Regions from separate parts of the Mus musculus genome. Here region 1 is linked to region 2. Evidence: chromatin loops called from intact Hi-C (ENCODE). Cell type or tissue: gastrocnemius. All regions are shown on one strand. Each heading gives the region's core, and the rest is flanking DNA. Links, peaks and the distances in the headings are about the cores only. Region 1 holds the start of Ccdc86 (coiled-coil domain containing 86). Region 2 holds the start of Tmem109 (transmembrane protein 109).

What was found. Peaks named below come from ENCODE experiments on the same cell type or tissue, not always from the same donor. Only the 100,000 strongest peaks of a DNase experiment are listed, where the experiment ranks them.
Region 1: a loop joins it to region 2, with 5 times the contacts of the local background. A loop is called at or near these places in 8 of 42 quality-filtered maps.

Annotation. Positions count from the first base shown.
Region 1 is chr19:10,945,814-10,958,438 of GRCm38, reverse strand. It overlaps Ccdc86 (coiled-coil domain containing 86), which reads left to right and starts at 9,173. Exons shown (of 4, transcript NM_023731.3): 1 at 9,173-10,161. The coding sequence starts at 9,206. In gastrocnemius, for the core only: no CTCF peak of the experiment used is centred there; DNase peaks (open chromatin) are centred at 5,660, 6,205 and 9,121; H3K4me3 peaks cover 1,639 bases; H3K27ac peaks cover 5,592 bases.
Region 2 is chr19:10,873,101-10,885,725 of GRCm38, reverse strand. Tmem109 (transmembrane protein 109) reads left to right here and starts at 3,983. Exons shown (of 4, transcript NM_134142.1): 1 at 3,983-4,074; 2 at 11,240-11,484. The coding sequence starts at 11,248. In gastrocnemius, for the core only: CTCF peaks have their summits at 3,685 and 5,377 (motif pointing right); DNase peaks (open chromatin) are centred at 3,705, 3,958, 5,398 and 7,110; H3K4me3 peaks cover 5,170 bases; H3K27ac peaks cover 6,701 bases.

The sequences.
Region 1 (12,625 bases), core at 1,611-9,610, 73 kb before region 2:
AATAACTGTGGATGAGTTTGGCAGGACAGATATGGACAGGGAGAATGTATCTCTGTTTCATGGTTTCTGGGACCTCCGTTGGTGCCAGGCTCAAAGTCAGGATTGCCTGGTGAACTGGGGATAGAATCACCACAGATGCAGCTCCTTTCCTACCTGCTAGATGATAAGGGTGTCAGCAGCTTGGCTGGGCTACCAAAGACAGCTCCAGGCGATCTCTCCACATAGGGTGACTTGTACTTCCTCACAACATGGAGGCTGAAAGTTCCAAGAGCCAGCACCCCATGAGAGCCAAGCAGAAGTACTCAGCCCTCCATGATCTAACCTTAGAAATGCTAATGTTGCATTCCATTAGCTGGGGGTTATCCTGGAGTCTGAAGAAGAGGGACATAGATCCCAGTACCTGAGGGGTGTCCAGGCGACACAGTAAGAAGATCACATGGAGGGGAGACCATACTCAGGCCAGCTTTGGAAATCCCAGTACTTAACACCTCTCCAAGAAAGTCTATCTAGATGTATGCAGAGTCATTTCAAAAGCAGAGAGCCGAAACCACACGAGCAGAAGAGGACAGCATCTGAGTGTTGTTTTATGTTGAGATGCGCAGAACAGAAAATATCACTCTGATTAATCTGTGCTTTATCGCTATAAGAAGCCCTCTTTAGTTTTGTCTTAATTATTTTGATTTATTTTAATTAACTTATTTTGTTTTATATCCAAGCTGATCTCCACCTCCTGGTCCGCTTAGTGTTCCCACCTCCTGAGTGCTGGGACTGCAGGTGTGTACCACCACACCCAGATGAGAGGCACTTTTAAAGACCTGCAGCTTCTGGCTTATTTAGAAAGAACAGGGTCAGCCTAGGCTACAGTGGGAACTTACTCATGCTTTAGATAAAGTACACAAAGGTGTGGGTAAAAATCACTAGTGTTCTTGAAGCAGAGCTCTGGATTCAAACCCTCTGGCCAGTGACCAGCTTTCATCCCTGCACCTCTGAAGAAAAAGATTAGCTGGAGACTCAGACAAGATCTGCAAGCACCACCCTTGTGTGCTAGCTACTCTGGACAGAATCTTGATGGCTTAAACTACCGGCGAAACCTAAACATGTTTATGACTTCCTAATCTCCTGCTGCAAAATGCATGATCAATATTGCTAACCATCCTGTTAGCAGCACGCCTTTTAACCTGCAGATAAATGGTGTTTGCGGAGGAAACAATCTGTTTCTATGACTCCCCTTCGGTAGAGTGAGTCAGAGTATCTGAGATGCAGATTTATGATCACAAGACAAACGGTTCTTGATGTAACTAAACAATAGGATGGCGGTGAGCTCAGGCCATGCCCAGTGATCCTGTGAGTCCCACAGGCAGCCCTGGTCCTAGGGTAACATTAGACATTTGGAGGCGCCAAAGAAACAGAAAATAGTTTGTTGACTCAGAGAGACCCGATTCACTCACCTGAGGTTGGATGTGCCATCTGGCTGAGGTCTGGAGCTGGTCTTCAACTACTGCAATGAAGAACTGAGATTCCCCACCACTAAACCAGGGACCAGTTTAATCTGTGGTTCAGGAAAGGAACCTCATACTTTGCTCTGGGGTGCTCTTTCTTCGTCACCAAGTCAATATCTCCAAAGGCTGGGGGTATGGCTCCATGTTACAATCCTTGTTTAACATGTGTGGAACCCTGGGCACCATCCCAAGCATCACAGAAAGACAGCATTTCCAAGGGTTGTTGTGGAGACGAGCCACCACACTGACTGAGAGGGACAACCACCACTGAAGTAGATATCACACTGTAAGGAAAACAGAGCTGTCAAGAAGCCAGATGTGAAGGAAATAAGAGTAGGCTAGTGCCGGGCATGGTGGCGCACACCTTTAATCCCAGCACTCGGGAGGCAGAGGCAGGCAGATTTCTTAGTTCGAGGCCAGCCTGGTCTACAGAGTGAGTTCCAGGACAGCCAGGGCTACACAGAGAAACGCTGTCTCAAAAAAAACAAAAGAGAGAGAGAGAGAGAGAGAGAGAGAGAGAGAGAGAGAGAGAGAGAGAGAGAGAGAGAGAGTAGGTGTACTGGCTAATTTTGTGTCAACTTGACACAGCTGGAGTTATCACAGAGAAAGGAGCTTCTGTTGAGGAAATGCCTCCATGAGATCCAACTGTAAGGCATTTTCTCAATTAGTGATCAAGGGGGAAAGGCCCCTTGTGGGTGAGACCATCCCTGGCTGGTAGTCTTGGGTTTTATAAGAGAGCAGGCTGAGCAAGCCAGGGGAGGCAAGCCAGTAAAGAACATCCCTCCATGGCCTCTGCATCAGCTCCTGCTTCCTGACCTGCTTGAGTTCCAGTCCTGGCTTCCTTGGTGATGAACAGCAGTATGGAAATGTAAGCCGAATAAACCCTTTCCTCCCCAACTTGCTTCTTGGTCATGATGTTTGTGCAGGAATACAAACCCTGACTAAGACAAATTGGTACCAGCAGAGTGGGGTATTCCTGTGACAATCTGACCATGTTTTGGGGAGGACTGTGGAAGGACTTTGGAACTTTGGGCTTGAAGATCCATCCGTTGTTAAGAGCTCTGTCGGATGTCATGTAGGAGCTTGGAAGATAATGTTGAGAACACTGCAGAAGATGGAGCTCTGGTTTGTGAAATTTCAGAGGGAAAATTAAAGACTCTTTTCAGGGCCATTGCTGTTTTGTTTGTGAAGATTCTGTAGTTCTGGTTAGCTGGGGCTGAAGAATCAGCTGTGATTAACAAGATACCAGAACTACCAAGCAAAAACTTTGCATTACTGGGACTATTGATGCTGGTTAGCTGGAGCTAAGAAATTAGCGGTGATTAAGAAGAGACCAGCATCATTGAGGTGACATCTTCTGGGAAGTGTTTTCTGAAAGCACAAAGAGGCAGTGTTCCAGAGATGGCCAAGGATGTACTCCTGCTGCAGTGGGACTTGGTAATATGTAAGGGTCACCCAGGTGGTACTGGTTTTGAAGGCATGAAGGGGTCACGCAAAGCAGCTGAGGTTCGGTACTGTGAGAGGCCATGGAAGGCCATTGGTGAAGGTGCAGCCTCAGTTGCAATTGAAGGCCCAGGACTGAAGGGGTCATGCAGTGTTTTGGAGATGCCAGTACCATGAGATGACCACCAAGAGCAGCAGCAGCAGTGGGGTACAGGCATCTGGAGCCTAGAGGACGATGCGTGTGCTACAAAGGGCCTGGCTGGAGAAGTTACCCAAGCCCTTGGAGGAGCCCAGAAGATCGTGAGTTGGATCCCAGACATTGGACGGTTGGAGATTGACTTTTGCTTTTGATTGTGACTGTGCCCTGATATTTTCCCTCTTGAAGGAAGAAACTGTTTTAGTGGAGCCCACAGTTAAGAGACTTTTAATTGTAAAAAGACTTTGGATTTTAAAAGAGATGGATATTTTAAAGAGATTGAAATTTTAAGAATATGTAAAGGCTGTGGGACTTTTAAAGTTATTTAGATCTTGGGGATGAATAAGATTGTAAGGGTTGAGGCTTACTAGTGATGTTTTTGTGTGTCAAGTTGACAAGGGGTCAATTGTACTGGCTAATTTTGTGTCAACTTGACACAGCTGGAGTTATCACAGAGAAAGGAGCTTCTGTTGAGGAAATGCCTCCATGAGATCCAACTGTAAGGCATTTTCTCAATTAGTGATCAAGGGGGAAAGGCCCCTTGTGGGTGAGACCATCCCTGGCTGGTAGTCTTGGGTTTTATAAGAGAGCAGGCTGAGCAAGCCAGGGGAGGCAAGCCAGTAAAGAACATCCCTCCATGGCCTCTGCATCAGCTCCTGCTTCCTGACCTGCTTGAGTTCCAGTCCTGGCTTCCTTGGTGATGAACAGCAGTATGGAAATGTAAGCCGAATAAACCCTTTCCTCCCCAACTTGCTTCTTGGTCATGATGTTTGTGCAGGAATACAAACCCTGACTAAGACAGTAGGCTAGTAAACAAAAGGAGGGAGAGGAGGGTAGTGACTTAGTCTGAGACTCTGTCATTGACCAGATCCTGAGAACTTAGTGTGTACAACGCCAGGACGCATTTACCCATCTTTCTGATGAGCTCCTTTTACACACAAGCCCCAGATGACACCCTCTGGTAACAGGGTACCTCAGTGTACAGGGTCTGTCACTGTTCCATTCAAGCCCAGTCCCACGCACTTCTGCTGGTAGCTCTCACCCATCCCAATCAGGTGATGGGGCGAGATCTCAAGCTGAGGGGTCTGAGTTAAAGTCACATTTGAGTGGACTTTGAGCAAGCCTTATGGCCTCTCTGAGATGCCATTACCTCCCCTGTTCATTGGTGAAACTCATTCCTGCTCAAAGGACCTCACGGCTTTTAGATTGTGTTCTCCAAAGGAACCTCCAAAGTGATGTAAGTTGCTCCGAGGCAGGGACCATGACTAACTGTTCCCCTGGTTGTTTCTAGTATCGGGCACAGGGGAAATAATCAGCTCTTGGTGAATGATAGGGTGTTATTGAATTCAACCTCTGCACTGTGTGGAAGGCAAAGGAGGCAGGCTCTTCAGGGGTTCCTTCACCCCTTTCTCTGGTACACTGATCCTCGGGGTATGGTCTGTGGACCACCAGCACCAGCACCACCACACTAACTGCATCACTAACACCAGCAGCAGCACCTGAGAGTTTGCTAGAAACCCAAGCCCATGGCCCCATACCAAACATACAGAATCCTAACATCTAAGGCTTGGACACACCTTCAGTTTGACTGATTCTTTCTGAAGCTGAAGAAACACTGTTGTCAGATACAGTAGGGAGAGAATGGGATGGATATAAAATATCCATGTTATTCAAATATCCATATTTCATATCCATCTTCTTAGATTCCGTTCTTCCACCTGCTCAGGTCACTTCTAACCCCTTCTCTGACCTGTGCAGATCAGGGAGCATGCTTAAAGACTCCACACACACACACCCATACACATACAAGATTCTCTACCCTCTGCAGACCAAGGAACTGCAGCAGCACCCCTTCTTGTTTTAGCAAAACCTACAGATGCTTTGAGAAGATCTGGAGATAAGCTGTTTTCTCCACCCTGAGCAGCAGGTACCAGAGAGCTTTGGAGTGACCCCAACCCAGCAGCTTCCCAGATCTCTGTGAGTGCCACAACTGAATGGTCCAGTGCTTCTCCTCCCACTCAGTCCCTCCTTCCCCACTCGTGTCCTGGCATTTCATGGATCGAAGGGACAGGGTCTGAGATGAGCGCTCTCAGTAAGAGCAGGCCCCTGTCCTGCTCCATGTACTCTGTGGAACCAACTCGGGACATACACCTGAAAATAGCTGTGCACACTTGCCAAACAGGAGGCAGACCCAAGGGTTACATTAGAGGGACTAGACCCCAACACAACTCAACAGAGGTTCTGTACTAGCCAAGCATGATGGCTCACATCTGTAGCACCTACTCAGGAGGAAGATGAGATAGGTGGATTGCCATGAGTTCAAGGCTAACCAAGATGGCTTCACAGAGGGGGGAGAAGGAAGGAGAAAAATAGAGAAGGTGAAAGCAGGAACAGTGAGAAAGAAGGGAAGGGGAGAAGAGGAGAGGGGAGGGGGGAGGGGAGGGGAACTTACAGTATCCAAAAATAACACCAGGAGACAGCTGGAGCTCCTTGGACGGTTTCCGCTGGAGGCCCGCTTGCTGTCTTACTGCCAGGAAGAGCATGGGGAGCTGGCCATACTACTGGGAACTGTGGAGTAGAAAGATGATGGACCCACGGTGCTGCGTGCAGTCAGCTCTGGGGGAGGGGGTGGGAGAACTGGGGGACAGTTGGAGAGATGGGAGATTTCAGCCTGACTAAAAGAGGATTCTAGAAAAGCTATAGGAAAGCTGTCTTTGAGTACATAAGCAACTGTGAGTAGCAGAGAGAAGCCAGCTGCCGGATATGTACCGTGCAGCGCCGTTTATTCTGCACAACCCTGGGAGGCAGTTGTGCTGTTCTTATGACTCATTTTATTAATAAAGAAACTGAAGCACAGAGAGGCTTGGGTACTGGTAACGATCACGCAGCAAATAAGTAGAGGTGGGAGTGGAGCCTGGCCAGTCTGACTCTGAAGCCTCAGCTTTTCATAGTAAACCTTGCTGTTCCCCAGAAGATAACCAAGACACAGAAAGGATAAAGCAGCTGGCCAATGCCAGGCAGTGAGTGGCACTGTGAACCAGGATTAGTCACAGAGATGGAAGGTTTAGTTGCCTGGCAACTGCCCCTCCTGCAGACATTCCTGTCCCTGACTGCCCCTGGTCTATGCACTGGAGGGGCTGAGTTTCACACATGCCTTGAAGTGCTGACTGGGCAAGACCTGGTTTATTTATGTAACCTAAGATCTGCTGACTGAAGGAAACCAGTGCCTACAGATGGGTCCATGATATGAATCAGATACTCCTCTGGGCTTCAGTCATTCACCCTATCAGGGCAGCACGGTTGAGTTTTTAAATCCCCAGCACTGACTATAACACTTGCTGCCTACCAGGGGTCGCCTGGAGTTCCTTTAGTGCCCTGGAATACCAAGCCAGGAGGATGGTTGTCAGCCCTAGTACAATGGTCTGCCTTGACAGATGCACACACAGAGGCGCACAGACACACACATAGATGGGCCCATGAAATTTATACAAGCAAGAGCACACAGTGGTATGCATGCTTGAATCAAGAGACAAGGACAGTCAGCCAGGTACTCTCTTACCTTGCCCAGGCAGAGGTAAATACCCACAGATAAGACAGACAGACAGACAGACAGACAGACAGACACACACACACACACACACACACACACACACACACACACACACACACTGGGAGCTTGAAAGACAAGCCCAGATAGACATACACAAAGAAACAGACAGACCTTTATTAGTACTCCACATCTCACTGTTTTGCCAGGAGCTTCAAGATCCTGGAGAGCTTTTGAAAGCTACCAAGAGCCAACTCTTAAAATGAGGATTTATATGCAAATAATGTTTACAAAGTGCCCCCCCCCCTTCCCTAGAAACAACAATAAGTGAATGGGAAAGTGAGCCAGGGCAAAGTGAGGGCGAGTGAATTACCAGGTTACCTTCACAAGAGCCTGCCTGGGCTGACCCCTGCTGAGGTCTCATGGCGGGAGGGGAACAAAAGCCCCTTCTTATCCTCCTACAAGATGAAACTGAGGAAGGAAGCTATCTACTATGAAAATTTCAGGAGCCTTCTCTGACCTGTGCATGCAATGATAAAGGCAGGCTGGGTTCAAGTGGAACGTTGCACAGGTAATAGAGGCAGATCAAAAGTCTTCTGTCCAAAATCGATCTCTCTTACACACACTACTACCCTGGAAGAGACACAAAATTAGACCTGAGTTATGCTCTCTGATCAACATTTGTCAACATTTGAGAATGATCCCTCCAGGCAGTGGTAAGAGCCAGGAAGGGGGCTGGGTGGCAGCCTGGAGCAGGAGTGCAGGAAGGCATATAATCTCCTCCAGAGCCCTATGTCAAGCAGGGGCAGGAATTTAAGCAACCAAACAGAACCTACTCCTCTGAGAACTGAGAGGCTGAGATTTGGTGCCTAACTACAACTCCTTAGCTCCCCTTAAATCAGGAACATGCGGGCTCTGAGCCCATACCGGGGAGATATACCATACCAGACATACCAGCCCATACCAGACATATAATTACAGCACACGAGTGCTACAGTTTCTAGTGACATGTAGAAGCTGTACTATTCCCTACCCCTAAGAATGGACTCAGGTTGACTCCATGTGTGGCAGTGCCTAGGGAGTGTGTCCAAGAATTGTGCTTTCTACCTTGCTCACAGGAACGTTTCTCTGGGTCTTCATCTTCCCTGCCTCCTCCTGGATCAGCAAGTAACCATCCCGGCAGAGATGAAGGTTTTAATTGTTTTGTTTTGTTTTGTTTTGTTTTGTTTTGTTTTGTTTTTCGAGACAGGGTTTCTCTGTGTAGCCCTGGCTGTCCTGGAACTCACTCTGTAGACCAGGCTGGCCTCGATCTCAGAAATCTGCCTGCCTCTGCCTCCCAAGTGCTGGGATTAAAGGCTTTCGACACTGCATCTCTTAGCCTATCAGCCAATCAATCAGACAGAGGACTCCAAAGAAATGAAAATTTCCCCAGAATTCTCATGCTGGGAGAAGAAAAAGGTACCAGCCAGAGGGGAAACTTGTCTCCTGGAAAAAGATTTCAGAGTTCTAAAAGCTTGTCAGACCACCTTACAGGATGAGACTAAAACCCAGATAATAATGGGCCAATGGTGGGCAGAGTCATACCTTGGTAAGGACTACTCAGATGTATTTATCCTTGGCCCTCTATCTAAATTTTTTATCTAAATTTAGAACCCTGAGGTCAAATTTGGGTGATTCACAGAATCTCTTTGCCCCTCTTTCTAGTATGACTACATTGAATAAATCTCCTTTTTCTAAAGATTTCCAGTTTTTAATGTGTCTCTTTCAATTGGCTTATTGAGGATAAGGTAGCTAGACCTGACTTCGGGCACAGGTTGTGAACCCCCAACATTGACAACAAGCAGTCAAGGTTTTCTGGGCCACAGACCTGACACTTTGCTGATTAACTGAAACTGTTCAAAGATGAGAACCACCTATTGCATACTTGGGCCCACTAGTAGAGAAGAGGAAGTGAAAAGAATGGGAACGTTTGAGACAACTCAAAAACTGAAGATTTCCCACTCAGGAAGACCACCAGGACCTTCCCCTTTGTTACACAGCGCAAAGCTACTGTGCTACAAAAGATAAAAGAAAAGGCGATGTTTGCGGGCCCAGCAGTTCCAGAACAAGTTAGCGCGCTGATTCGGCTCTGCCTACAAACTCCCTCCGCCTTTTTCCAACCTCTTCTCTCAAGAAAAAAAAAATTATTTTTATATGTGTGTGTGTGTGTGTGTGTGTGTGTGTGTGTGTGTGTGTGTGTGTGTATGTATAATATACCCCCACCCCATCCCCTTGCAAGAACTCGCAGTTTGCAAAAAACGCATCGCAGAAACCAAGCAACTAAACTCTGTAACTGAGCTCATGCACAACACGCATGCGTCTACTAAGCCCAGCCTCCCGGGACCGACTTCATCCCCGGCTCCGCCTACCCACGGGTCTCTCTACCGCAAGTGCGCTTCCTGCCCGGTACGGAAATGGACGAGTCTGACGTCATATGAAGGCGCCGACAGTTCCGAAGGCTACAGAGGCTACACGTGAGCCATGGATACGCCGCTGAGGCGCAGCCGGCGGCTGGAAGGCCTAAAACCTCTGTCTCCAGAAAACCTTCCTGTCCCCGAAGTCTCTCGGGCGAAACGGGCTCTTGTAGATTTCAAGTCGAACTCAGAAGAAACAGGAGAGCTCAAGTCTACGAGAGTTCCACCACTGAGCCTTCCGTCTCCCGGACCTCAGCCGGAGACGAGCCCCGGATCGCCCTGTCCACCACTGAGCCTTCCGTCTCCCGGACCTCAGCCGGAGACGAGCCCCGGATCGCCCTGTCCACCACTGAGCCTTCCGTCTCCCGGACCTCAGCCGGAGACGAGCCCCGGATCGCCCTGTCCACCACTGAGCCTTCCGTCTCCCGGACCTCAGCCAGAGACGAGCCCCGGATCGCCCTGTCCACCACTGAGCCTTCCGTCTCCCGGACCTCAGCCAGAGGCGAGCCCCGGATCACCCGGTCCTAGACAGGATGCAGACGATGGGTCCCCACAAAGGCAGCCAGAGCCTCACCCCGGGTCCCTTCAACCTCATCAAGATCTGGGCCTGGAGTCACCTGCAGGACAGACAGAGTCGAGCCCGGAATCCCCGCAACGAGAGCAGCCATCCAAATTACCTCCCCCACAGGGAGAACTGGACTCTGAGGCGGCCCACGCTAAAGAGGAGGTGATCCCAGGATCCCCCGAGCCTTGCCCGGGCCAGCAAGCACCGGGTCCCGAGCCCTCTCAGCCAGCACAGGAGCTGACGGTCCAGGCACCTAGCTCCCCAGAGCGCCAGTTGGAGCCAGGCAAGCTGCCTCCGGCGGGAGAGACAGTAACAGAAAGTCTCAACCTAAAGAAGCGAGTTATAGCCTCTCCCCAGGCCCCAGCGTCCAAGAAATTGAAAGAGAAGGAGGAGCTTCCTGTAATTCCGAAAGGGAAGCCCAAATCCGGGCGTGTGTGGAAAGACCGCTCCAAGAAGAGGTAAAGTGGGGGTAGCATGGGTGATGTGTTGGGTTCTTAGTACATTTGGACCTTGCCTTCGCCTGAATGCAATCCAAGGGTTGTAAAGAGTTCACCCGAATGAAATTAACAAACACGATCATAATGTCAAAATGCCCTAAGGTCGGGGAGGGAGATAGATCCTCAAAGATCATTTCTTTAATGTCTGCCCTAGACGGTGTTCTTTTGAGCTTTCTTCCCATCCTTTTTTTATTATGAGGCAGGGTCTCACTGTATAGCACTGGCTGTCCTGAAATTCAGAGATACACCTGCTTCTGCTTCCCTAGTGCTGGGTTTATAGACGTGCCACCTTTACCTTGTCCGCCACATCTCGTGTGGCAGGCAGAGCAAGAAAGGCGGCCATTATATGAACATAGTGAGGTCCTTTCCACTGTTGTCTGCTAGCTGTTGTCTTTGATAAAAAATGTATCATGGGACACTGGTTATGTATCACGGTAAGGATGGCCAAAGAGAGAGGCTTTCATAGCCAGCAGCACATGTAATCATCTACCCTTTGGAGCAGGTGTTACTAGGATTGGTGTTGTACATCTGAGGAAGCCAAGGCTCAAGGAGGCTAACTGAGACACGGGATGGGAGCATAGGTTTGATTGCAAAGCGTGTGAGTGAACCCGTTAACCTGCTTCTGGTGGCCAGCTTCCCTTGGGTTCCAGCCTTCTTAAGACATGAGGTCTTCCCTGTCCCTTCAGTGCTGGGGCATGGGAGTGCTCAGTTTAGATTTCTCAGTAAAGGAATGAGGAAGGAGGCTCATGTGGAAAGGACATTGTTTAGGCAGCAGGGGAAGAGAAGTGGCATTCAGTTGAAATGTCCACTGTTGTGACATGGATGGAGACAGTGTCTGTGACAATGTCTGGAGACATTGTGACAGTGTCTGGAGAAGGAGAAGTAGGGTTCAGTTGAAGTGTCAGCTACTGGCCAGAGACAAGAACTCGTAAGAGTAAGGGAGCAGGGCATCAGAGATTTTAAGAAAATGACGTTGAATAAGGGTGGACCGTGCGAGGCTCCGTGCAGGCTCTTTACAGAAGTCATTTTGTTATACTCTTAAATCCTAAGCGCAGGGGATAACCCCTCCCGCAAGCACACCCCATTAAACAGAGGAAAGTGAGGCTTAAAGAGAAAGGCACCAAGCGGAGAAACTTTGAAGCTGTTCCTTTTCCCTGTCCGAGCAAACCACAATACAGGCCACTGATGGCCACGGGTGACCAGCCAGACGGGCTCGCACACAGAAGGGCGCGGTGGCTGAGAGGCTTCCTTGCACAGGCTCGCATAGGCAGTGAGTAATGGGCTCGGAGCCTGTCTTCCATCTCCAGTAACTAGTGCTGAACATCAACTCTGCCTCAGTACTGCAGTCACGAGCCACATTTTTAAGAGTAGAAAGGAAGTCCACAAGGCACCACTGCTCTGTGTTTAGGAAGCTGGGTCTTGAGCCAGCTGGCGAACTTGGCAGGAGAGGAGCATGTTTGTATCACTATTGAACCTTACAGTGGGAAGGGGACAGAAACAGGATGCCTATGGATAAGCCTGGTGCCAGGTTCCAAACTGTGTGTGCCAGACTCCTAGGAAGGAAGCAGGTGGCTCAGAAAGGCCGTATTGACCTTTGTCTGGTCAGCAACAGACTGCCCAGCATGCACCAAGCCTTTAGACACAGGGTTGGCTTGAGCTACCCTATAACAGGCAGGTAAAAAGGAACTCCTACAGGAGTCAAGGTTTTAGTGTAGGAAGCAGAAGGGCCACTGTGAACGGATCTGCTGAGGAGCCTTAGAGTTCTAGGGATAAGATGGGGGAGAAAACAGGCCCATGGGACACCCAGCACACTCAGCAAGGAGTAGGAGAGAGACCAGACATGAAGGCTTGTCTTCATTTTATTTTTACTTTTTATTACAGAAAAGGAAAGAGCTGAGTTTTAGGAGTCCTATCACCAGTTGCAACAGTTTTCAGCATTTCATGGCTCAGCTTAATCTTCTGTTCCTTGTCCCTGCACTTACCCCCTCCTGGAATGTTTCAGCCCACCCTAGAGTGTTCTTACAGATGTCATCTCCATTCTTCTATGACTCTAAGAACATTTGACTCTTCAGAAAAGCCACACTTAACAGAAATCCCCAAATCCCAGTTCTCTACCTTCACATCTCCCAAACTGGAGAATAATCTGAATTTGTTACAAAAAGGCCTTGTTATTGCACACCCCTCTAGGGCATGAGTATCTCATTTCCAGAAGCATTCACTCCGAGCTTATCATGTTTGGTGGCAGCAAATTTCACAGCTGAGGCTATATTAGCACAAAAGGCTTCAAGTCAGCCGGGCAGTGGTGGCGCACGCCTGTAATCCCAGCACTTGGGAGGCAGAGGCAGGCGGATTTCTGAGTTCGAGGCCAGCCTGGTCTACAAAGTGAGTTCCAGGATAGCCAGGGCTATACAGAGAAACCCTGTCT
Region 2 (12,625 bases), core at 2,088-10,087:
ACAGTTTTGTTCACTGCTGAGACTAATCTTTGTGGAAAAAAAAAATCAATGACAGCTTCTCCTGAGCCTTGTATAATCTTTATAAATGAGATGGACTTTCCCTCCAGACTCCTCAACTTTGTCATAAGCTCTTAAAGTCATTAAGCAACATTCTTCTATAGTAGCATCATCAAATTGAATCTGCTCTTGTATGTCACAGTACCATCCTTCACCTAGAAACTGGTTTTTTACTATATTCATTCCCCTTGCTCTGTTTCACTATCCAATATTCTTCCCTCTGACATGTTAACCATTGCAACTGAGGACTAACCGCTAGTACAGCAGTCAACAATCCCTTCCAGTCTTGGGGAATAATTCAATTTTGAGTAAACTAGTTATTTAGAATTTATTTCATATAAGGCGAGTGCATCCCATATGAAAGCATAGCCTCTTTAAAATGTGTTAGATCTGTCATTTCTATAGGATGCCATCCTATCTCATCATAACCTGTTTCACACATTAGCAGGCATATGCTGCATGACTACTAGGAAAGCTGATGCTGAACTTCTAACCAAAGCCCACCTCTAACTCTGGCATTGCAGCTGGTTTGAGATTAATCCTTTCTTTTTTCTTTCTTTCTTTCTTTTTTTTTTTTTTTTTTTTTTTGTTTTGGTTTTTGAGACAGGGTTTTTCTGTGTAGTCCTCTAGTCCTGGCTGTCCTGGAACTCACTCTGTAAAGGCTGGCCTTGAACTCAGAAATCAGCCTGCCTCTGCCTCCCAAATGCTGGGATCAAAGGTGTGTGCCACCAAAGCCCAGCAACCCTCTTTCAAGACAGGTTGTTTCATCAGATTGTCATCCCACTTTTTCAGCTTTACTCTGACCTGACCCTACTCTGGTACAGTTTCTTTCCCTCTTCCCTCCTGTGGGATGCTCCCACTCTCAGGATCAGTCACCAGGACTGAGACTTTGCTTTCTCTTTTCCAGTGCTCCTCAGTTCCCAAGTGCATCCACCTCCACTTGCAGCCTCTGCAGCTGCCCAGTCAACTCTGAAACGCTTTCAGAAACAAGTGAGCTACAGTAAAGATTTATTTATTATTATAAAAATATTTATTTTTAAAGATTTATTTATTATTATAAAAAAAGATTTTAAAAAAAGATTTATTTATTATTATAAATAAGTACACTGTAGCTGTCTTCAGACACTCCAGATGAGGGCATCAGATCTCATTACAGATGGTTGTGAGCCACCATGTGGTTGTTGGGATTTGAACTCTGGTCCTCTGGAAGAGCAGTCAGTGTTCTTAACTGCTGAGCCATCTCTCCAGCCCCCAAGATCTCATTTTTATCCTTAACTTTCAAGCCCCACGTTGTGTACCACTTGTAACTCATCTTTGCTACTTTGTGAGTTCTCCCTCTTCCTCACTTTACCTCCACTTTACCTCCTAACAGAAGATAGGAGAGAAACAAAGATAGGGAGAGAAAAATTAGAAAACTCCCTGAATCTAATTTCTTTCCTTTTGTGTCTTCTTTGGCACTACTAACAAACCACAACCAAACTCCCTAAATGACCAATAACCACTACTGCCAATCAGGAAGCTCTAGCATTTATTTTTATTTTTTATTCTCTCTCTTTCCTTTCTCTTTCTTTCTTTCTTTCTTTCTTTCTTTCTTTCTTTCTTTCTTTCTTTCTTTCAAGATTTTACTTATCTATTATATGTAAGTACACTGTAGCTGTCTTCAGACACTCCAGAAGAGGGCATTAGATCTCAATACAGATGGTTGTAAGCCACCGTGTGGTTGCTGGGATTTGAACTCAGGACCTTTGGAAGAGCAGTCAGTGTTAACTGCTGAGCCATCTCTCCAGCCTGAGCGCTAGCATTTATATACCCTCTGCAAAGTTCACAGAATTCCAAATGTCACACAATTGCAGAAACTATCTGCAGCAGGCAAAGCCATGCCTCACATCCCTACCCCTGGGATTAAGACAAAAGCACATTCTTCTAATAATTTTATGTTTTCCTTTCAAAAATAGTTTCATTCATTCTTATGAGTACACTGTAGCTGTCTGTCTTCATGCACACCAGGAGAGGGCATCAGATCCCATTACAGATGGTTGTGAGCCACCATGTGGATACTGGGAATTGAGCTCGGGACCTCTGGAAGAGCAGTCACTGCTCTTAACCACTAAGCCATCTCTCCAATTCCATCTTTTAGGGACTTGACTCAGGTAAAACTTGATCCTTTCAACACAGAAAAGAAAGTAAGGCTAGCTGGGCGGTAATAGTAGTATACACTTTTAATCCCAGCACTCCAGAAGCAGAGGCAGGCAGATCTCTCTGAGTTCAGGGATAGCCTGGTCTTCAGAGCTAGTCCCAGTACAGCTAAGGCTACACAAAGAAACTTTGTCTCAAGTCCCCTACCAGTCAAAAGAACCAGAGTTGAAGTTTATTAAAGATAAGTTGATACATATTTTTAGGAACATGATTTAACAGAGGGGGTGGGGGAGAGAGACAGAGACCAGGAAAAGAGTAAGACATAACCAAGTGTTTATATAGGATTCTGAAGAGGGAGTCACAAATAAGTGTCACACCATTAGCCCATATAAAACATCCTGGCAGCTCTCAAGTTATGCCTTAAAAGGGTTGTTAAGAATTGGTTTTTTTATCCTTTTCTCTCTTTCTGATTAGTGATATTATAGGATGGCTCCAGAAGTGACTGGGTTAGGAATATAATCTAGTAAAATATAACTATGAGCCACTAGGATTGCACCCTTTAGGGGAGGGCTAGGACAGGTCTTTCTTACTGTAAATGTAAGTTTCTAGTGAAGTTCTTAGAAACTTGTAGGTTTACAGCTGGGAAGAGAGAAACACCTAAAGTAGTTTTTGATTCTCAGTTGATGGGAGGTTTTAACAAGACTCCTAAGGGAAGTCCTCCTTTCCCTTCCAATGTTCCCATACATTTCTAATATGTGTGCCTATGTTAATTTCCCAAAAGGCACTTGCAAACTAAAACTAAGTCTAGAAAGAAACCAAAAACACCACTCCCACCCCCACCACCCCTGAGATCTTTTCCACTAAGGCACGCCTGACAACCCGGATTCAATCTCCGGGATCCACACAGCAGGAGAGAACTGACTTCCATAGGAGTATTGTATTGTGCCTGCACACCCGAACGCATGCATAGAATACATAACTACACGTAATTTTAAAATTTATGGGTTGGTGAGATGGTTCAGCGGTGAAGAGCACTAACTGCTCCTCCAGAGGTCCTGAGTTCAATTCCTAGCAACCACATGGTGGTTCACAACCCCCTGTAATGGAATCTGATGCCCTCTTCTGGTGTGTCTGAAGACAGCTACAGTGTATTCATATAAATAAACCTTTAAACAATTTTTACATCTCTGCCTACCTCATCCACAAAGCTACCTCAGTGTTCTAAGGTTTAAAACAAACAAACAAACAAAATAACCCCAGGGCACCTGGGTTGCTTTCCTTTCCCTAACAATTGTAAGCAAAGCTTTGGTGGTCACCCACACATTTTGGGTGAGGTTTTGCTCTCTTCCAGAGCATATGAGTTTCTCCAAGGCCGTACACCGTTCATGTGCCCACTAACACCTTGTGCCTTTCCCCCCTGATGTGCCATTTTTAGCGTGAAAGGTTTCTCAGCCCTCCAAGTGCTCGCCAGCGCCCCGCCTTAGGAACTGCACTTCCCGGGAGGAAACTGCCGCCCTAAATGCGTTGTAGACTCGGATCTGCACCGAATCCCGCATCGAGCACCAACTCTACCCACGCCACAGCCTCGACAGTTCTTTCTTTCCCCTTTCCTGCCAAAGGCTTCGCTTCCGTTCCAACTCCAATTTCCGGCGCCATTCTTCTCTTGGAAATATTTGGGAGGGAAAAAACACGTACAAACCATAATGGAGCGAGCAGAGCGCATGCGTCCACGATGCCTGCCAGAAAGACCTGCCAGTCTCCTCCGTCGACCGCCCCGCGCATGCGCAGACTATAAACCAACACCCCGGGAGTTGAGGCGCCGGTTTGGTGGCGCGTTTTCTAGCGAAGTCCCACGTGAAGGATAGCGGTGACCGGAGCAGGGTGAGTGAGGGCCGAGACCAGGGCTGTAGATGCAGCTTAAAGGACAGATTTGCAGGAGGTAACAGGGCGGAGCCGCAAGGCCTTGCGAGCCCTAGTGGGGAGGGGTCGAACGTGGAACGTGGGGCTTAACAAGTATGGGACCCAGATCCTCGTTGCTATGCAACCAGGGGCGTTGTTACTAGGTAACCCTGGAGGAGAGTGTTTCCCGGGATGAGTGGGTTCGAGCGCTGAGGTCTAGCCCTCCGGAGGGAGCAGCTGCCAGATTTGGGGGATGAGGCCAGTGCCGAACTGCACACCTCCCCCAGCCCCATGGTCCAGCCTCCTGCCGCCTCAGTTGGAGCCCCCCTCAGGGTATCCTGACCTCATGGGCCTCGCGACGCCACTATGGAGTGCTTGGCAGGGGATGTGCTGTTCGAAATAGCACATGCCACTGACCCTATTGCCTGGAGTCTGGGCCTTGGGAAGGGAGCGGCAAGGCTGCACACCCCCCCCCCCCCCCTTTGCAAACACCCTGCCCCACAAACAGTTGCTGGGTAGCAGCTGTCAGGGGTTTAGCGAGGGCTGCCTCCGACCTGCCAGAACGCTGACTTCATTCTCCTTAGTGGTGACTTCGCCACGTTTAGGACCTTCTATCTCAGCTGTGCTTCTCATGTGGCTGTCGTATATTTGGACTGACTATTCAAATAACCTCCTCCCCTTCCCTCCCCCCCCCCCCCCCGCCACCTCTCCATGTCTTTATGTCCTACACTTGTGGCTTCTTGGCAGGGCTTCTGATACTCATTTAGCAAGCACTTAGTCATTCTATGCTAGGTGCTGGGGATTCCAAGAAAAGTTAATGTCAAGTTAGTCTGAGAGTCACTGGGAGGCTGTGGGACAAACTTTGAACACAGTGCTTGCACAAATTATCTAACTTCTTGAAGTAACTCTTAACCCAGTTTCAACAGAACTTACATTTGAGGAGATTGAATTTCAGATAGGTTAAGTAACAGGTGTAAAGGTAGTGGCGGCTAACTTGTGATAGATCTGAACCTGTGTCCTTTGTACAGAGAGCTCTTAGGAGGCTTTGCTTAAAGTAGACTTTTCTCTGCGTTGCTGATCTTTGCAACCACTGTTTGATTATGCCTCAGGAATCCTGGGGAGCTTTAAAAACAAAACAAAAAGGCTGAGCTCCTCCCTGGGAGGGTCTGAGTGGGTTGCCTGGGTGGGGCAAACACCCTTGTTTAACAGGCTAGTCAGGCAGGTCAGATGGGCAATCCAGAGTGAGGATTGCAGATCCACAGGACTGCAGTGAGTAGTGAAGGAACCGTGGGGGCCAGCAGAGGGCACCAAGTTAGTTCTTGCCCCTGTAGTGATTTATAGCGAGAAAGGAAAAAGAAGAGGAAGGAGCACTGACTGGAGGTAGTGTGGACAGCCCCACCCCGCCCTGGCAGAGCAAACCACAGCTGAACATAGAGTGACGTCTCACCACCATAGTAAGTAAAGCAGTTCCCCAGCTGAGACTGTCCCTACTAAGCTGAATTGCAGCTGTCTGAACAGGAGTGGCCAGTCTCAGTGCTATCTCTGGCTGTCCCTTCTTACTCTCTTGGTGTGTAACCTGTAAACTCTCAGCGGGTGGGTCATCTTCCAGTATGAAGGCTTTTCTTGGGAGGTTTGGGTGTCTTCGGCTTTACGCTCGATGGTAGGTAATGGAACGGTATGTTCCCATAGGCAGAGAGCAGGTCTTACCAAGGCAGTGTGGACGTGTGGGACAAGCAAAAGGGCAAGCCTGAGCTGCTGGACTTGGGGACACGGTCCCTATTTCTGTTCTCAGCAAAATGGGGTGTCATGATAACTATAGGGCTGGTGAGATGCTCCATGGGGGGAAGGGACCTGCCACTAAGCCTAATGAACTGAGTCCGATCCCTGGGACCCACATGGTGGAAGGAGAGAACCAATTTGTTTAAGTTGGTCTTTGGCTTCCACACATGCAAACATACACACTTGTATACACACACTGTTCTTTTGTAACTAAGTGGTAAAGTGCTTGCCTACCTGTTAGCTCTGAGTTTGATTTCCAGCTACACACACACACACACACACACACACAGATTGTCATAAAAATTAAATGAAGTAGACAACACTTAGTAAATTACGAATCACTATTAAAATTTGATAACTTATACACATTTCCATGTGTGGAGTACCTCCTGTTTGAGGAAACAAAAACGTTTCAGACATGTTCCCATCTTTCAGAGGCCAACGCTGTTTGTCTTTTAATGGCCATAGCATCTTTCTGTATTAATAATATTTTGATGAGTGCTAGTATGTATGTCCTTAATTGGTAGTATTTGCTTTTATATACAAAGCCCTGGGTCCAGTTCCTAGTGCAACACACAGGTAACACACACGTGGCACATACCTGTAAACTCAATACTTGGTGGAAGAAGGAAGATCAGGAGTTGAGAGTCATCAGCAGCATGAGGAGTTCGGGCTAGCCTGGGCTACATCAGGCCCTGACTTAAAGAGCAAAACTGCAAAGTTCTTGATGAGACATGAGGAAGCATGATGATGGTGGGTCAGATTCATATTGCCTGAGCCTCACTTAAAAAAGGAAAGGAAAGGAAAGGAAAGGAAGAGGAACTGATGAAGAAAGTAGCTTGCCAGTTTTCTTCACACCCAGTGTTCTCCAGAATCCTGTGAGATTCTGGCACACTTCAGCTCACCTAGAAGAGCAGTGCTGTCCTCAAGGTGGAGGGGTTAAGTTCAAGGTTCCCTAGACTGGGGCAGGTGGCTGCTTTAAGTTGAAACTGGCCCAGAGAACAGGCTGCTGTGGGAGTTGCAGCTCATGTCACCCTGACCTTCTAGTAGGGAAGAGACGACACCTGATTCCTCCTGTTGGAGGTCCTTGGATATAGGATCCAACCCAAGATAGCAGGCCTGTTCTTTAGGGCCCCAATCATGATTGTGACCCAGATACCTTAGGAACCAACCCATGTTTTCCGCAGCTCCTACCAGTGGCAGGCAGGAACCATCTGGCTCTTGATTTGTGCCAAAGAGAAGAAGATTCTTTCAGCTTGAGGCTTTTTCACTTGAATTGTGTGTCCTGCAACTCCATTTGACCTTGGGGGGCGGGGTGTGTCAGGCAGCTGTTTCTGGTCCAGAAGCTACCCCAATGAAGTATTTTTAGAGTCTTTTTTTTTTTTGCGCCTTCTCTGCCCAAATGGTGGAACATCTTTCTATTCCCTCTCTGCTATCCAGATGACTCTAGATTTGCAGCCAATTCCCCCCAGTACTCTGGTAACCACACATACTTCAAACCCTGGCTTCTCCACCACCTTAGAGCCTCGGCTCAGCCTCGGCTCAGAAGCTCTGACTCACAGGACCTCTCTGGAGCTGCAGGTGTCCTTTTGAGGCCAAGGTAGAATGGGATTTACTAGAGTCCTTTGACGTTTCTCAGCAGAGTGGCAAAGAAGAAGTGGGCCTGCAAACATTCTTCTTACCTACTCCTTACCTGCTTCAATAGGTTGGTGCTTGCTGACTCCTCACTCACGTGTGGCATCATGTTGTGGATGAGATCAGAGCACAGAGCACAAGGTGCTTGGGCAAGTTTTCGCCATAATTCCCAGAGATGGTTGGTGAATGCCAAGTGTGTTCGAGCTTATGGATAATCTGTTATGTGACTTTATAAGTAACTTCTAAACTTGAACACAGTTCAGCAAAGAGGTTGTGGACCAAGAAGGAGTGCTCAGTAGATCTATCTGAACTCATAGCTTGATTTTCCCACACACTGCCTATCTTTCCTTGATTTCATCATTGGGATGACGGTGCCTACTCAATGATAAGTATCTGTCAGACTGAGAAAAGTAGTGCATGCAAGACCAGTGTCTTGCTTTTTATTCCTGATAATCTTTCGTTAAGGGCTGGCTGTTCCTGAACCCTTTGCTTATTTTGGCAATACGAAGTTGAAGTCATTCTGCATCAGTGGTGTGATAGATCGTGGTGTGATACCAGCAGTTTGCTTGCGCACACACACACACACCAGCAGCTGGTTTTCATCTACCCTTCCTTGCTCGGATCTCATATATCTCTTATAATTTAATGCATGGGAACGTTGCCTTTGTCAAAATCATCAGCATTTTGCATGGCTTCCTGCATCATCTCCAGAGGATAAAGGGGGAAAGCAGCCCTTTCAAATATACCGTCCATGTCAATATTTCCATTTTTAAGAAAGCCCTGTAGATAGCTAAAGGATTGGAGAGAGAGAGAGAGAGTAGTTGCCAGGGGAACCAGTCATGTCAACTCTTTTGTTGGTACCTCTCAGGAGAACAGGTGACTACTGATTGAGTTGATTCCAATGGCTAGAGATTTTGTTGATCACACTTATATAATATAATGAAACTTCTAGGAAAATACAGATAAGACCAGATTTAGAGAGCTTCCAGATCGCTAACATATGTTGGAGACCTTCCGAGGGTGATGTACCTAGGTAGGGCATGGTAGCTCTGCACTCCTTCTTCCAGACCTTGTGCTACCATCTTTACAGCTGGTGTTCATCAGTATCCTTTAAGTATTTGTGCTTATCCAGTGAACCTAAGCGCTTCTCTGAACCCTTGACTCTCTTCAGCCAGTTAATTGAACCTGACAGAGAGGTCGAGGAACCTTGACTTAGAGTCAGACAGAGCACAGATAAAATAAGCTAGCATCTAAAGTTGTAGACATAAGTCCTGCCTCTCATTGCCCGAAAGCAAACACTTGGGAGAGAAGAATTGGTGGGAAAGAAATCAGATTCATTCAGGGCCTGCCTCTGAGAAAACAGGGGTGTTGGCCTCAAGTCTCCATCTTATGGAATGTAGTTATATAAAGAGGTTTGTAGAGAGGAAGGTATAGGGTGGGGGTGCTACATGCTGAGTGGGGTCTTCTCACCTGGGGCATGCAGCCCCCCCTTTTTTTTCTTTCTGGCCAAAATGCCATGATAGACCTTGACTCCAACCTCCTGGGGCTAGTTCCTATAGTTCTTAGATGGATATTACTTGTGAGTAAGTTAGACTCTGGAGCCATTTATATGTTTTGTATTAGTTGGAGCACAGAATTAAGGAACAAAGAATAATATTACACATCCTGATATAACCCAAAATTCACCAGCTGTTATGGATTCTATACATATAAAGATTTTTTAAGCCAGTGATGGGGGCATATACCTCTAATCCCAGCACTAGGAGGCAGAGACAGGTGAATCTCTGAATTTGAGGCCAGCCTGATCTGTAGAGTGAGTTCCAGGACACTCAGAGATACACAGAGAAACCCTGCCTCAAAAAACAAAAAAAAAAAAAAGATTCTTTAGTGGTTGGTTTCTGTCTGTCTGTCTCTGTCTGTCCTTTTAAGGATTGAACCCATGGCCATGCACATGGTAGGCAAGGCATCTGTCACTTAGCTACCTGCCCCCAGCAACAGTTGACATTTAATCACTATAATACATCTTCTCTTCAGAGGTTAGCAGTGTATCAGTGGGTAAAAGAATGGGAAATCACCCTGGAAAGGATAACCCCCTAAAGAAGGGTCACATTAGTTAGGTGTGATCTGCCAAATCCCTGGTTGTAGGAATTAACTCAGTCATTAGCCATCCTTCCTCCTCAGAGGTTAGGGATGAGAATCTCAACCCTCTAAAGGCATGGCTGGTCCCCTTGGTAATTACCTCCCTAATCCTGTGGTTAGCTAGGGAGTGCTCTAAAAATGGTCTTATTATCATGGAAGGCATGTTGGAAAGGGCTGTCTTTCACCCTTCATCTCTGAAGATGTTGCAGAAGCCAGGCTAAAAGGCTAATTACTTTGACAAAGGAATCTTTATTCTTTTTGTGTATTATATGAAATGTGTGAGCTCTGAGCCAGGAAGGTAGACAAAAACCAAACTGCTGTATGTGTGTTTATATGTATGTCTGTATGTATATACTAGATCATGATCATTGACACAGAATGGCTTCAACTCCCACTCCCAAATAGGCCAAGGGACATGACTCAGTCTTCAGGTTGGTAGTGTCAGAAACTAGTTGAATTAGAAGATGTTCAGTGCAGAAGGGATTGCTTGCTTGCTGAGGATAAGAACAGAACAGAACACCTCGCACAGGTAGTCACTGCAATCTTATGTTGACTGTGGAGTAACAGTGGGGAAGAAACAGCGTTTGGCCTTAGAATGGATCTCAGCTTTAGAATTATTGAAGAGCTGGTCTCTATGACCAGGTCACACAGAGATAGTGCCATTAGAACCAGTGTGCTTAGATAGGGACACTGACATGCCACTCTCAGGTGATGTCATTGAGCAGCCCCAGTTGCGATCCACTGAATACTTTATCCTCCACCAAGGGTAGGGTTTGGAAGCAGAGGCTTGGGTTGAAATCCTTCTAAGCCCAGTGCCCTTGCACAAGTGCTTACCTGCAGTCTCTTTCTTCACACCTGTGCCCACAGGGGCCAGGGACAAAAACCACCTTGCATAATGGCCCCGCGGAGATACTGTTGCAAATGCAGTCATTCTTGTGTCTCTGTTAACCTGTAAATGCTCTATTTTATATTGGTGTACAAAGTGGTAATCCTACTTATTTGCTATTTTTAAGTGACTTTTCCCTATCATCTTTGGCTTAAGTACATTATGAGCTTCTGAGAATGAAGTCTTTAGAGATTTAAAAGTCATGTCTGTTCTTGGTGCCTACGCTGTAGAGACAGGCCTTCAGATGAAGAGTCTGCAGTGAGAGCTTGGCTACTTTAAGGCACAGGGGCCAGGCGGTGGTGGTGCACGCCTTTAATCCCAGCACTTGGGAGGCAGAGGCAGGTGGATTTCTGAGTTCGAGGCTAACCTGGTCTACAAAGTGAGTTCCAGGATAGCCAGGGCTATACAGAGAAACCCTGTCTCGAAAAACAAACAAACAAACAAACAAACAAACAAACGGCATAGGGTAGTACTTGCTGGTGTATTGATCTGGTAGAGAATACAAAAGAGGAAACTGTAAATCAGATGGTTGTGCCAGCATAGATTCCAAGTTGTGGTTCATCTTTTTTGGTAAACAGTGGATTTTAGGTTTGGCTGGGATGTCTGCCGTGGGCCAGGGGTGAAGAAGGGGAATAACAGATCAGTTGGGAGAGTAAAAATGTCCATTGGTTCTGGCTCACTGCTTACCCTATGGCCCTGTCTTGGCAGACACAAACATGGCAGGCGCACACAGCACTCCGTTATGGAGCAGACATCTGCTCAAAGCTGTCCTGATGGTCCTCGTGGCCCTTTTCCTCGTCCACTCCGCATCAGCCCAGTCTCATCGAGAGTTTGCCTCACCTGGTCAACAGAAGAAGGAGACCTCAGCTGATATTTTGACCCAGATTGGCCGATCTCTGAAGGAGATGTTGGATACCTGGCTAGGGCCAGAGACCATGCATGTGATTTCAGAGGTAAGAAAGGTTGTGCCTGTGGTGGCTGTGTGCAGAAAGAAAAGGAGAGACATTGTCAATGCCACCTCACCTCACCACCACATCTTTTGTCCTAGTTGCTACTGCCTAGAGAGAGCCCCACCTTCCACAAACACATCCTGGCACTTCTGCCTCTTGTAAGCTGATTGCCTGGTTCTTGCCGTCCAGGCTTTTTGCACCAACCCATCTTTCTCTAGGCTTGGTCCATTTGGCCAGAAAGGCTACAAAATGAGCTACCCTTATAAACTCATGTTGGTGGGTACCCATAACTTCCGACTTGACCTATCATCTTGAGCTGGCAGAGCTCAGAGATCTGAGTCCCAACTCTTCACCTGTGAAAGTGAGGTGGAGCTCATGAAGGGCCGATGGCAGGATCAGTTCTTCCACCCAGTGCCATTTCTAGTGTGGTGTCTCACCCTTCTGATAGTTCATACTGGACTGGAGAGATGGCTTAGTAGTTAAGAGCACTGACTGCTCTTCCAGAGGTCCTGAATTCAATTCCCAACAAGTACATGGTGGCTCACAACTTTCTGTAATGGGTTCTGGTGGCCTCTTCTGGTGTGTCTGAGAGTTCATACCAAAGTGCCAAGCCAGTGGTTTATAAGATCCGGAATATAGGGCTGGAAAAATGTCTTAGTGGGTCAAGTGTTTACTATGTAAGCATGCAGACACGAATTCAGATCTTCAGAACATACATAAAAACTGGGCATGGTGTATATGTCCGTAGCCTCTAGCAGTGGAAAGCGGGGTGAGAAGAGTTAGGCAGATAACAGGAGCTGGCTGGCTAGACTAGCAAGCAGAAACTAGAGCTCCAGGTTCAATAAGTGACCCTGGCTCAAGAAACAAGAGAGGCTGGATAGGTAGCTCAGCAGTTATAGAAGCTTGCTGCTCTCGCAGAGGACCAGAGTTTGGTTCCCGGCACCCACAGATGGTTCACAACCAATTGTAACTACAGCTCCAGGGGAATCCAGCATCCTCTCCTGGCTTCTTTGGTTGCACCCCACCCCAACACTTATTCATACACAAACACACATGGACACATAAATAAAAATGAACTTTTTTTTTTTAAAGCAAGTGGAGAATTGAGGAAGGGAGCCTAATGTCAGCTTCCAGGCTCCACATG